Regions from separate parts of the Homo sapiens genome. Here region 2 is linked to region 1. Evidence: read pairs that join two places in POLR2A ChIA-PET (ENCODE). Cell type or tissue: PC-9. All regions are shown on one strand. Each heading gives the region's core, and the rest is flanking DNA. Links, peaks and the distances in the headings are about the cores only.

The links. Peaks named below come from ENCODE experiments on the same cell type or tissue, not always from the same donor. Only the 100,000 strongest peaks of a DNase experiment are listed, where the experiment ranks them.
Region 2: POLR2A ChIA-PET joins it to region 1 with 6 read pairs; 2 of 35 experiments call an interaction of 5 or more read pairs at or near these places.

The regions. Positions count from the first base shown.
Region 1 is chr9:110,194,263-110,199,662 of GRCh38, reverse strand. It overlaps C9orf152 (chromosome 9 open reading frame 152), which reads left to right. Exons shown (of 2, transcript NM_001012993.3): 2 at 1-102. Among named protein-coding and RNA genes, the nearest start is that of C9orf152, 11 kb to the left of the region's middle. In PC-9, for the core only: no CTCF peak of the experiment used is centred there; no DNase peak of the experiment used is centred there.
Region 2 is chr9:110,440,859-110,446,258 of GRCh38, reverse strand. It overlaps SVEP1 (sushi, von Willebrand factor type A, EGF and pentraxin domain containing 1), which reads left to right. Exons shown (of 48, transcript NM_153366.4): 26 at 221-422; 27 at 2,539-2,714. Among named protein-coding and RNA genes, the nearest start is that of TXNDC8, 110 kb to the right of the region's middle. In PC-9, for the core only: no CTCF peak of the experiment used is centred there; a DNase peak (open chromatin) is centred at 2,508.

The DNA.
Region 1 (5,400 bases), core at 632-4,631:
AATCCACTCAAATTTGGGGATTGTCATTCCTTTTGTGAATAATTAATACAATTCAGTTGTTTTTTAAATATTCTAATAAAAAAGGAAATTTTCTCAAAAAAATTTGTCCTTTGCTTTTGTTTTTAAAGAAGTGTCCCACAAGTAACGTATCTTTCTATAGGTTTGCTTTTGTTTCCTGTTTTTGGAGATGGAGTCTTGCTCTGTTACCCAGGCTGGAGTGCAGTGGTGCAATCCCGGCTCACTGCAACCTCTGCCTCCCAGGTTCAAGCCATTCTCTTGCCTCAGCCTCCCAAGTAGCTGGGATTATGGGCGTGTACCACTACCCCAGTTAATTTTTTGTATTTTTAGTAGAAACGGGGTTTCACCATGTTGGCCAGGCTGGTCTCGGACTCCTGACCTCGGGTGATCTGCCTGCCTTGGCCTCCCAAAGTGCTGGGATTACAGGTGTGAGCCACCACACCCAGCCAATAATTACATCTTTTTTTTTTTTTTTTTTTGAGATGGAGTCTTGCTCTGCCTCTCAGGCTGGAGTACAGTGGCACAATCTCAGCTCACTGCAACCTCCACCACCCAGCTTTAAGCGATTCTCCCACCTCAGCCTCCCCGGTAGCTGGGGTTACAGGTGTGCACCATCATGCCTGGCTAATTTTTGTGGTTTTTTTGTAGAGACAGGGTTTCACCATGTTGCCTGCCTTGGCCTCCCAAAGTGCTGGGATTACAGGTGTGAGCCACCACACCCGGCCCTTTTTTTTTTTTTTTTTTTTTTTTTGAGACAGAGTTTTGCTCTTGTTGCCCAGGCTGGAGTGTAACAGTGTGATCTCAGCTCACCGCAACCTCTGCCTCCCAGGTTCAAGTGATTCTCCTGCCTGAGCCTACCGAGTAGCTGGGATTACAGGCATGCGCCACCACGCCCGGCTAATTTTGTATTTTTAGTAGAGATGGGGTTTCTCCATGTTGGCCAGGCTGGCCTCAAACTCCCGACCTCAGGTGATCCGCTTTCCTCGGCCTCCCAAGATGCTGGGATTACAGGCATAAGCCACCGCACCCAACAAAATATAACCCCTCCACGACCGTGGCAGAACTCAAACCTGCAATCTTTTGATCCGAAGTCAGACGCCTTATCCATTAGGCCACACGGCCAGCTGGTTGGCCAAGTCTTTGTTCAAAATGCCAAGAGCCTGGATGGCCTCCACCGATAACATTAGCAGAAAGTTTTCCTCTTCTCTTCCTAAGATAGAGAAAAACCAGCTCACATTGTAAATCCTGCATCAGGCAGGCCACCTTTACCTAGGGTTCCCCAGGCTTCCACTTCCCAGTGTGGACTCCCCATGTGGCTGCCTGGCACACACCATGCCTCAGTCTCCCCTGGCAGAGGAGGACGGATCAGGCTCTAGTCTGGGCACTGCCATTGGTAGAGGTGTGACCTTTGTTGGGTGAATTAAAGCCAGAGATTTCAGAGCCAAATCTCAGAGCCACAGATTTCCCAGTTTAACTGAAGGCGATAATCTTCCCTGGGGTGGTGAGGGACGCAGAGGAGAGACGTTTTCCCTAAGCTAGGAACAGAAAAGTTCTTTTCCAAGAACCAATTCAGCTGGATCGAACAGCCTCTTCCCCACTAGGGGACAGGCTGCCCTCACACTATCTCAGTCAGATTCCCTAACTTTTCAGTCACTTCCTGACATTAAAGCCATTCATTTCAGTTGTTAAAGCTTGGAACTGTTCAAATGTTAAAGTTCATCTCATAGTCAAGTCAGAGTCTACCAGGCTCCACCTCCTCCCAGCACAGCCTTGATTGATGCCTTTAAGGCTGGAGGGAGAGGCTCATTCCCGCACCCTTCTGTCTGTGTTTACACAGATTTTTGACAACGGGGTAGGAAGGATGGAGAGGAAGCACAGATAGCTCTTTATGTGACTGGCTATGGTGTAGTTTTGGTCTCTCGCCTTGGCCATTTACGCTGGCCTGGCTTGTCATCTATAGGCTTGGTATGGACAGGTGGTGGCCCCAGTGGGCTCCTGCTGAGGAGGGACTCATCCCAAGCATCCCGCTAGCGTGTTTGAGGGTCTCTTGGGAAGATGGCTATGCCTGGTCAAGCTGCCTCCACCCCATTGCATCAGGAGCCCATTCTTTTTACCCTTTGCCCCAAGTTCATCTACCTCTGCTAGCCCAGCTCGGCCTGTAGACACATAGGCAGGAGGCATTTTCTGCACCTATGTGAGGTGATCATCCCTGCACCTTCTCTTTCTGGCCATTCTATACTGTCTTGTTTCCACTGAAGTCTCCCCTTTCTGCTGAGCAATCATCTAGTGGGGGGATAATGTGTCAGTCCTCCTTCTTGCAGACACTACTTTATTTATTTATTTATTTGTTTGTTTATTTTTGAGGCGGAGTTTTGCTCTTGTTCCCCAGGCTGGAGTGCAATGGAACTATCGCGGCTCACTACAACCTCCGACTCCTGGGTTCAAGCGATTCTCCTGCCTCAGCCACCCGAGTGACTGGGATTACAGGTGCATGCCACCATGCCCAGCTAATTTTTATATTTTCAGTGGAGACGGGGTTTCGCCATGTTGGTCAGGCTGGTCTCGAACTCCTGACCTCAGGTGATCCACCTGCCTTGGCCTCCCAAAGTGCTGGGATTACAGGCATAAGCCACCTCTCCTGGCCGACACTACCATCTTTAAAAGAAAGGTTCTGCTGGGTGCAGTGGCTCACGCCTGTAATCCCAGCACTTTGGGGGGCCAAGGCAGGTGGATCACCCGAGGTTAGGAGTTCCAGACCAGCCTGACCAACATGATGAAACCCCATCCCTACCGAAAATACAAAAATTAGCCGGGCTTGGTGGCTCACGCCTGTAATCCCAGCTACTTAGGAGGCTGAGTCGAGGAGAATCAGTTGAACCCGGGAGGCGGAGGTTGTGGTGAGTCAAGATCCTGCCACTGCACTCCAGCCTGGGCGACAGAGCAAGACTCTGTCTCAAAAAAAAAAAAAAAAAAGAAGAAAGGTTCTTTGCCCTCCCTCTTTCCCCTTTGGCTTTGAGAAGAACTAGTCAAGTAGGGCATGTGTGTATGTGGTGTTTTCTTTCTTTTCTTTTTCTTTTTCTTTTTTTTTTTTTTTTTTTTTTGAGACAGGGTTTCATTCTGTTACCCAGGCTGGAGTGCAGTGGTGCGATCACAACTCACTGCAGCCTCAACCTCCCAGGCTCAAGCGATCCTCCCACCTCAGCCTCCTGAGTAGCTGGAACTATCCATGCATACCACCACAGCCAGCTAATGTTTGTATTTTTTTTTTTTTTTGAGACAGAGTCTCGTTCTGTTGCCCAGGCTGGAGTTCAGTGGCGCAATCTCGGCTCACTGCAAGCTCCACCTCCCAGGTTCATGCCATTCTCCTGCCTCAGCCTCTGAAGTTGCTGGGACTACAGGCGCCCACCACCACGCCCGGCTAATTTTTTGTATTTTTAGTAAATACGAGGTTTCATCATGTTAGCCAGGATGGTGTTGATCTCCTGACCTCGTGATCTGCTCGCCTCGGCCTCCCAAAGTGTTGAGATTACAGGCGTGAGCCACCGCGCCCAGCCACGTTTGTATTTTTTGTAGAGACAGGGTCTTAATATGTTGCCCAGGCTGGTCTCGAATTCCTTAGCTCAAGTGATCCACCTGTCTCAGCCTCTTAAAGAGCTGGGATTACAGACGAGAGCCATAGCATCCGGCCTTAGTCAGGTGTTTAATTCCATGGAGAGGAGAAGAGGGAATGAGCTCCATACAAACACTGAATGTCCCTATTGTGGCTCAGAAAACAGTGCCCCCAAGAGAAGGCCTCAGAAGCAAAAACTTTTCTCTGACCTTCTCCTGCCCTCCTGTCTCTCAGTGCCATTCTCCCCCAGGGCTAGCCATAGAAACTAGAATGCCTCTTTTCTAAGGTGGGTCATAGAAACCAGAATCCTGGCCTGGTGCGGTGGCTCACGCCTGTAATCCCAGCACTCTGGGAGGCCGAGCTGGGTGGATCACCTGAGGTCAGGAGTTTGAGCAGCCTGGCCAACATGGTTATAACTCCATCCCAACTAAAAATACAAAAAAATACAAGACAAAACTCCAGCCACTTTCTAAGTCCAGAACTTCTTTCCTGAGTCTTTTTTTTTTTCCCTCAGTGGCGCCATCCTGGCCCACTGCAACCTCCACCTCCCTGGTTTAAGCAATTCTCCTGCCTCAGCCTCCTGAGTAGCTGGGACTATATGCATGTGCCACCACGCCTGGCTAATTTTTGTGTTATTAGTAGAGATGGGGTTTCACCATGTTGGCCAGGCTGGTCTTGAATTCCTGGCCTCCTGATCCGCCCACCTTGGCCTCCCAAAGTGCCAGGATTACAGGCGTGAGCCACCGCGCCCGGCCGTTTCCTGAGCATCTTGATTCCAGGCAGAATATGTAGAGAAAATATTGCAACTTGCCTGTGGCTGTCTCCTCGCCCTCCCTCTAGGCACTCAGGCTCCTAGGGGGATAGCAACTTAAGACCCTACCTTAGGAAAGGACTTATTCCAAGGTCCCTGCTCACTCACAAACTAGGACTTCATTAGTACCTGTGTGTGCATGTGTGTGTGGAGGGAGATTAACCACAGCGGCCAAGGGGGAGGTTGGAGGGGATGAGTAGAGAGAAGGGAACTAAGAAGTCCAGCTCCTTACCTCTTTGGGGAGCTAGAGTCAAATTCCCTCGGAGTGTCACACCCATCCAGGACATGTCCCCATGGTGGTGGGAGAAACTGCCTCAGAGAGGGGTTGGGTCATGGCCACTACTTAATGCTGTGAAAGGAAATGAAAACTCAGGACCTCGGCCGGGCGCCGTGGCTCACACCTGTAATCCCAGCACTTTGGGAGGCCGAGATGGGCGGATCACGAGGTAAGGAGATCGAGACCATCCTGGCTAACACGGTGAAACCCCGTCTCTAATAAAAATACAAAAAATTAGCCGGGCGTGGTGGCGGGCGCCTGTAGTCCCAGCTACTAGGGAGGCTGAGGCAGGAGAATGGCCTGCAGTGAGCTGAGATTGCGCCACTGCACTCCAGCCTGGGCGACAGAGCCAGACTCTTCTCAAAAAAAAAAAAAAAACAAACAAACAAAAAAACGGCTAAAAGCTGAGTCATACAATGAAACTGCCTTTCCTTTTGTTCCTAAACAGATAGCACAGATAAAAGGTTAAATATCTCCACAGGCAGCTACTCCACTTTCGCCTTATCTTATGTAAACACTGAGTTACTGATTGCAAAACAAATCCATAATTGACTATTCCCCTACCTTCTCCTTTTCCCTTGCAACTTGTGGATTTCCAGACCCTCCCTTTTTCCCCTCCAGCAGCTTTTCCCCTTTAAATAGTGAAGTCCTGGAAGTCATCTTTGGAGAAAGGCACAGACCACA
Region 2 (5,400 bases), core at 456-4,455, 250 kb before region 1:
TTCACTATTGAATGCTTTTCCTATCTTATATACTCACTGGTTATTTTATTTAAAAGAATGCACTATGTATTTTGTAAATAATATGTATTTAATTTTGAAACTGCTTCTTAGATAATCATATTCACTGAAATGAGCTTCTTTGACAATAGCACTGCTTCCTCTGACAATTGGAAATGTCTTTCAAGTGCCACAGTCTGCACACTTTTCTTATTCATTGCAGAACAGTCTACAGGCTTTAACCTGGATTTTGAAGTTTCTGGCATCTATGGATATGTCATGCTAGATGGCATGCTCCCATCTCTCCATGCTCTAACCTGTACCTTCTGGATGAAATCCTCTGACGACATGAACTATGGAACACCAATCTCCTATGCAGTTGATAACGGCAGCGACAATACCTTGCTCCTGACTGATTATAACGGGTAAGCAGAAGTGTCGGGAAGGCTATGCTTAAGATCTTATCTTGGAACCGAATTAGAACTGACATTGAGGATGGGAAATGGGAAAGTAGAGGGTCAGGTGTTCCCAGAAAACAGCAGGGTGTCAATAATCAAATGGAGCATCTGAACAAGTTCTTTAAGAACGTAAATTTTTAGTGATAATACCTCAAACATGTATTGTGTTTTGCTGTTTACTAAGTCTTTTCATATGTATTACTTCATCTGATAGTCACAATGACCTGAGGAGCTGTGCCCATTTTATAGACAGTAGAATAAAGTTTCAGAAAGTCTAAATGACTTGCCCCAGATCTCACACCTTGGGAGTAGCAGGGCTAAGTCTCAAACTCTGACTCAAATACTGATGCTCTTTCTTTTATATAATAGGATCTCTAAAAGTTAAGGGATTTCAGTGACATCATTGACCTTGGGAGACAAGTGTATTGCATACAAATCAGTATACAAACTCAGTGTGCATATTTTTTTTAGAATCCACTAATTCCAACTCCAGGGCCCCATCGCCATGGGTTGTCAGGAGAGCCAACCTTAGTTGTACCCAGAGTCTTGCCAAAGAGCCACGGACTTGAGCAGGACTTCCATCGTTGGCCAACTGTCCACATTATTTATCACTGAGCTGTCCACTGACCCAGCGTTTGTGGTCCCTTTAAAACCACTGCTTTTTTAAACATGTGAAATCCTTGGCAAAACTTCAGGTTCATAACTTCCGTGTGGTTAGATTCTGTGGTGCACCACATGGCCTTTTCCTCTCAGATCCACTGAAATCGTTGGCCTACTTATGAGCAGGTTGTTGGTGTTCAAAACCCACTGAGCTTTTTTTTCTATCCCCAATCCAAGGGAATCTCACTATTCTGGTAGAAGTCTCCCATCCTCAAATACTATTCTTCTTAATGTACTTGATCTGTCAAAAACAAAAATCCAAGAAGTTTGCAAAAACCCTCCTTTGAGACAAAATATATATAAAGAGAGAATCTGTCGCCTCCTTGAATAAGGAGAGAAACTGGAAAAATGCAGAAAGGAAACCATTAATATTGCAAAAATATTATTTTTTCATAAACCTCTGTAAACAGGATCTGATAAGATGCTGGGAGAAGTGGTCAATGAATTTTTATCTTCATTATCAACTTTCTCTAATCGTTTCTTTTTCTCCATTTGATTTTGAAGACTTTTTACTTTAAACTGCTTATTAGCTTTGTCATTTCCCTGAATGACACAGTTATTGGAAATATCTTCTGGCTGGCCATCCTTGTTGTTTCAATTATTCTTTTCTTTGGATCAGCATACTTTGTCTGACATATGACTACATGAGCAACTGTCTTAGTCCATTCAGGCTGCTATAATAAATAGCATAGACTTGGTGGCTTGTAAAGAACAGAAATATATTTCTCACAGTTCTGGAGGCTTCAAGATCAAGGTGCCAGCATAGTTAGTGTCTGGGGAGGCCCTACTTTCCTGTCCACGATGGCACCTTCTTACTCTGTCTTCACATGGCGAAGGTGCAAGTGGTCTCTTCAGAGCCTTCATGACCTAATCACTTCCCAAAGACTCCACCTCCTAATCACATTGGTGATTACATTTCAATATATAAATTCTGAGAGCATACAAATATTCAAACCATAGCAGCAACCATCAAACAGACTAATTGTTTGTTTGATGAAGTATCTATGAAACATCTGAAATTTGTTCTTGGTCTTAAGAAACTTACATTCTGGAAGAAGGATGTCAGTTTGACATTTACACAATTCTCACCCTTTCCATTCTTGACTCATTCTCTCCAAAACAGCCAGTTGGTAAATTCTCTCAAATTGGAGCAACTTCTCTTGGCTCATCCTAAGACTTTTTCCTACCCCTCAGTGTTTAAGAAACACAAACCAATTTTCAGTGAGCTACAATAAAGTATAATTAGTAAATCAAATCTGCTTCTACAAAATGTGACCAAATGGAGAAAAAAAAAGAGTAATGGATTTACACAAAGTACTTTACCCACAAAAAAAGAAAAAGAAGAAAAATTGTAGCATGCCCCACAGTAAGGATTGCAACATATGGCTAATGACTACATTCCCTGGAATCTTTCTCTCTACAGCTGGGTTCTTTATGTGAATGGCAGGGAAAAGATAACAAACTGTCCCTCGGTGAATGATGGCAGATGGCATCATATTGCAATCACTTGGACAAGTGCCAATGGCATCTGGAAAGTCTATATCGATGGGAAATTATCTGACGGTGGTGCTGGCCTCTCTGTTGGTTTGCCCATACCTGGTATGTTTTAACAAAATGAGTATAATTCTGTTGGACTCTAGAGGTGATGCTGCTTAAATGGACATCAGGTTTGCTAGCATTGTTGTTCTTGGTTTCAAACAAAGATTAACAGCTATCTCTCTTATTTCCTACTCCCTGATTATCCTAACTGTGGGTTATTAGAAGCTTTTTTCCTAAGTAAGCTGTTTGCCTCTCTGTGTGAGAAATGCCTTTGAAGATCTACATTAAGACTACCAAGAAGCATGCTGAATTAGCAGCTGGTTGCTAAACTGTCTTCTAAGGAGATTAATTACTGGTATTTTTTGTTTATTTTAAGGATTGTTTTGTTTTGTAATCAGTATATAAGCAGGACCACTGCTATCCATCTTTTATGGCCCTTTTCAAATAGATCTTGGCTTGTCTTCTAAAAAATACTTTTTAATAAATATCCCAGGAGTTTTAGTTTGAAGAATTGCAAACTAAATTTCATTAGGTGACCCAGGTTCTCAGCATTGTACATGGCAATAAGCTTGTTCTATCTGGATACATCTATAGAAGTATATGCATATGACATTATTTTTTACTTTGCTCATTTGTTTCAGGTATACTAAAAGAAAATTAAATAGACAAAAATGAATTAAAGTATTAGAAACTGACTAATACATTCTAGAAGTAAGTTGTATGAAACTAGGATACGTATACTAATAAATATAGCACAAAAATACTAAACTTCATAAAAATGCGGTGAGATGACCCTTGCGAAGCCTCAAATACAATACTTATTTTATTTATTAGAAATTATTGGCCAGGTACGGTGGCTCACGCCTGTAATCCCAGCACTTTGGAAGGCTGAGGAGGGTGGATCACGAGGTCAGGAGTTGGAGACCGCCCTGGACAATATGGTGAAGCCCTATCTCTACTAAAAACGCACAGAAAAATTAGCCAGGCATGGTGGTAGATGCCTGTAATTCCAGCTACTCAGGAGGCTGAGGCAGGAGAATCGCTTGAACCCAGGAGGCGAAGATTGCCGTGAGCCGAGATCATGCCACTGCACTCCAGCCTGGGCAATGGAGAGAGGCTCTGTCTCAAAAAAAAAAAAAAAAAGAAAAAAGAAAGAAATTATTGTCCATGTATTGTTTCACTTTAATACTACGAAGATCCATGCGGATCAAACCAAAATTGATCTACTTGTGAATGTAAAGAATACGTCCTAAGCACTCACTAGGAAAGCCAGGCACCTATGCAAGGCACTGGAAACCCAATGGTGGGCAAAAGTCGTGTGGTCCCTGCTCTCCAGATGCTTTTATTGTGGTCAGAGAGTGAGGTGTTCATCACATAATCACACTAAATGCTGTGTAATTTCACACTGAGGCAAGCACTATGGTGGAAAGGAACATCATTCTATGAAAGCCTGTACCCAAGGAGCTGATGTAGAATGGGGAGTCCATCGAGGCTTGTGGATATGTCCCTAACTCTCCAGGGTGATCAGGCACTAATTTAGTGAAGGAGCCTGGGCCTTGTTGAAAGCGCTAGAAAAAGATTGATGTATCTGAAATGCAGGCTGAAAGAGGGAAGGCAAGGCATGCAGGTAGAGAGGGCGGACATGGCCAAATCACGTAAAGCCATGTGGTGTAGGTTAAGGATTGAGGTTTTCACCCTAAAATCAATAGGGAGTTACTGAAGCATTTTAAGATGGATGGGGGAGATGGCAGGAAGGGTAGCTTAGGTGGTTCTGTCACGAGCAGAAAGAAGTAATAGGGTGTATGTGAAAATTCCTAAACAACAAAGAGGTTTCCAACCAGAGGACAAAAGGACTCCCCAGTGCAGGGACAGCACTGAGAGTTAATATCTGAACTCTAAGAAGCATTTATTATGCTTCTCCTGGGAGGGAAACTTGGGACAAATGAAAAATAAAAGAGAAAGCCACTCTTCCTTAAACCCCAGAATCACTGAAGAGAGGAATGAAACATACAGACAGATCCCTGGATGTGTATCCACACACTGAGCATTTGCCAAGCGCCAATCCAGCCAGTAAGGCAACATCTGAGTGTTGAGGTTCCAGAAATGGAAGACCCAAAGGACAGAGCTGTAGAGTCAAGGACACATGAATTTTGTTATGAGGAGAGGGCAGAGAAGGAGGCTCAGGATGTTTAATGAATTTAGGGAGCAAGGGTGATTTATAAAGAAATGGATTGGGGAGATTAATTTGGAGGGGAAGGAAAGAGAAACACAGACAAACTAGAAACATTAGGTTGTTGTAAGATGGGAGTATTGGGAGATTAATATAGAGGCTGCTTTTGAAAATCATATAATTATTTCATAATACTAGGGCAATATCTAATAAGATAATTTTGATGAAATCACTCTTGATAAATTTAAAACGTGGTCTATCATCCTTTGCTTCTTTGTAAAATATGCTTGAACAGGAAGCCAGTGCCAAAACCAAAACTTCCTTGTAATACCATTTATGCCTAATTACCCAAATATTTTTACAAAATTTACACAATATTTTTGTCACAATGATCATGTGAGTTTAATAGAGTAGTTATGCTACTATTTTAGAAATGAAGAAACAGAGAATTCCGGACGAGTTAAAATGAGTCTCTCAAATTGCATTCCTATGGCCTAACTCTTTTAATTTATGGCTGTGCCCTTTTCATGGCCCCTTCTGCCTTCACCACTTAGATTAGCTTATTGATACATGCCC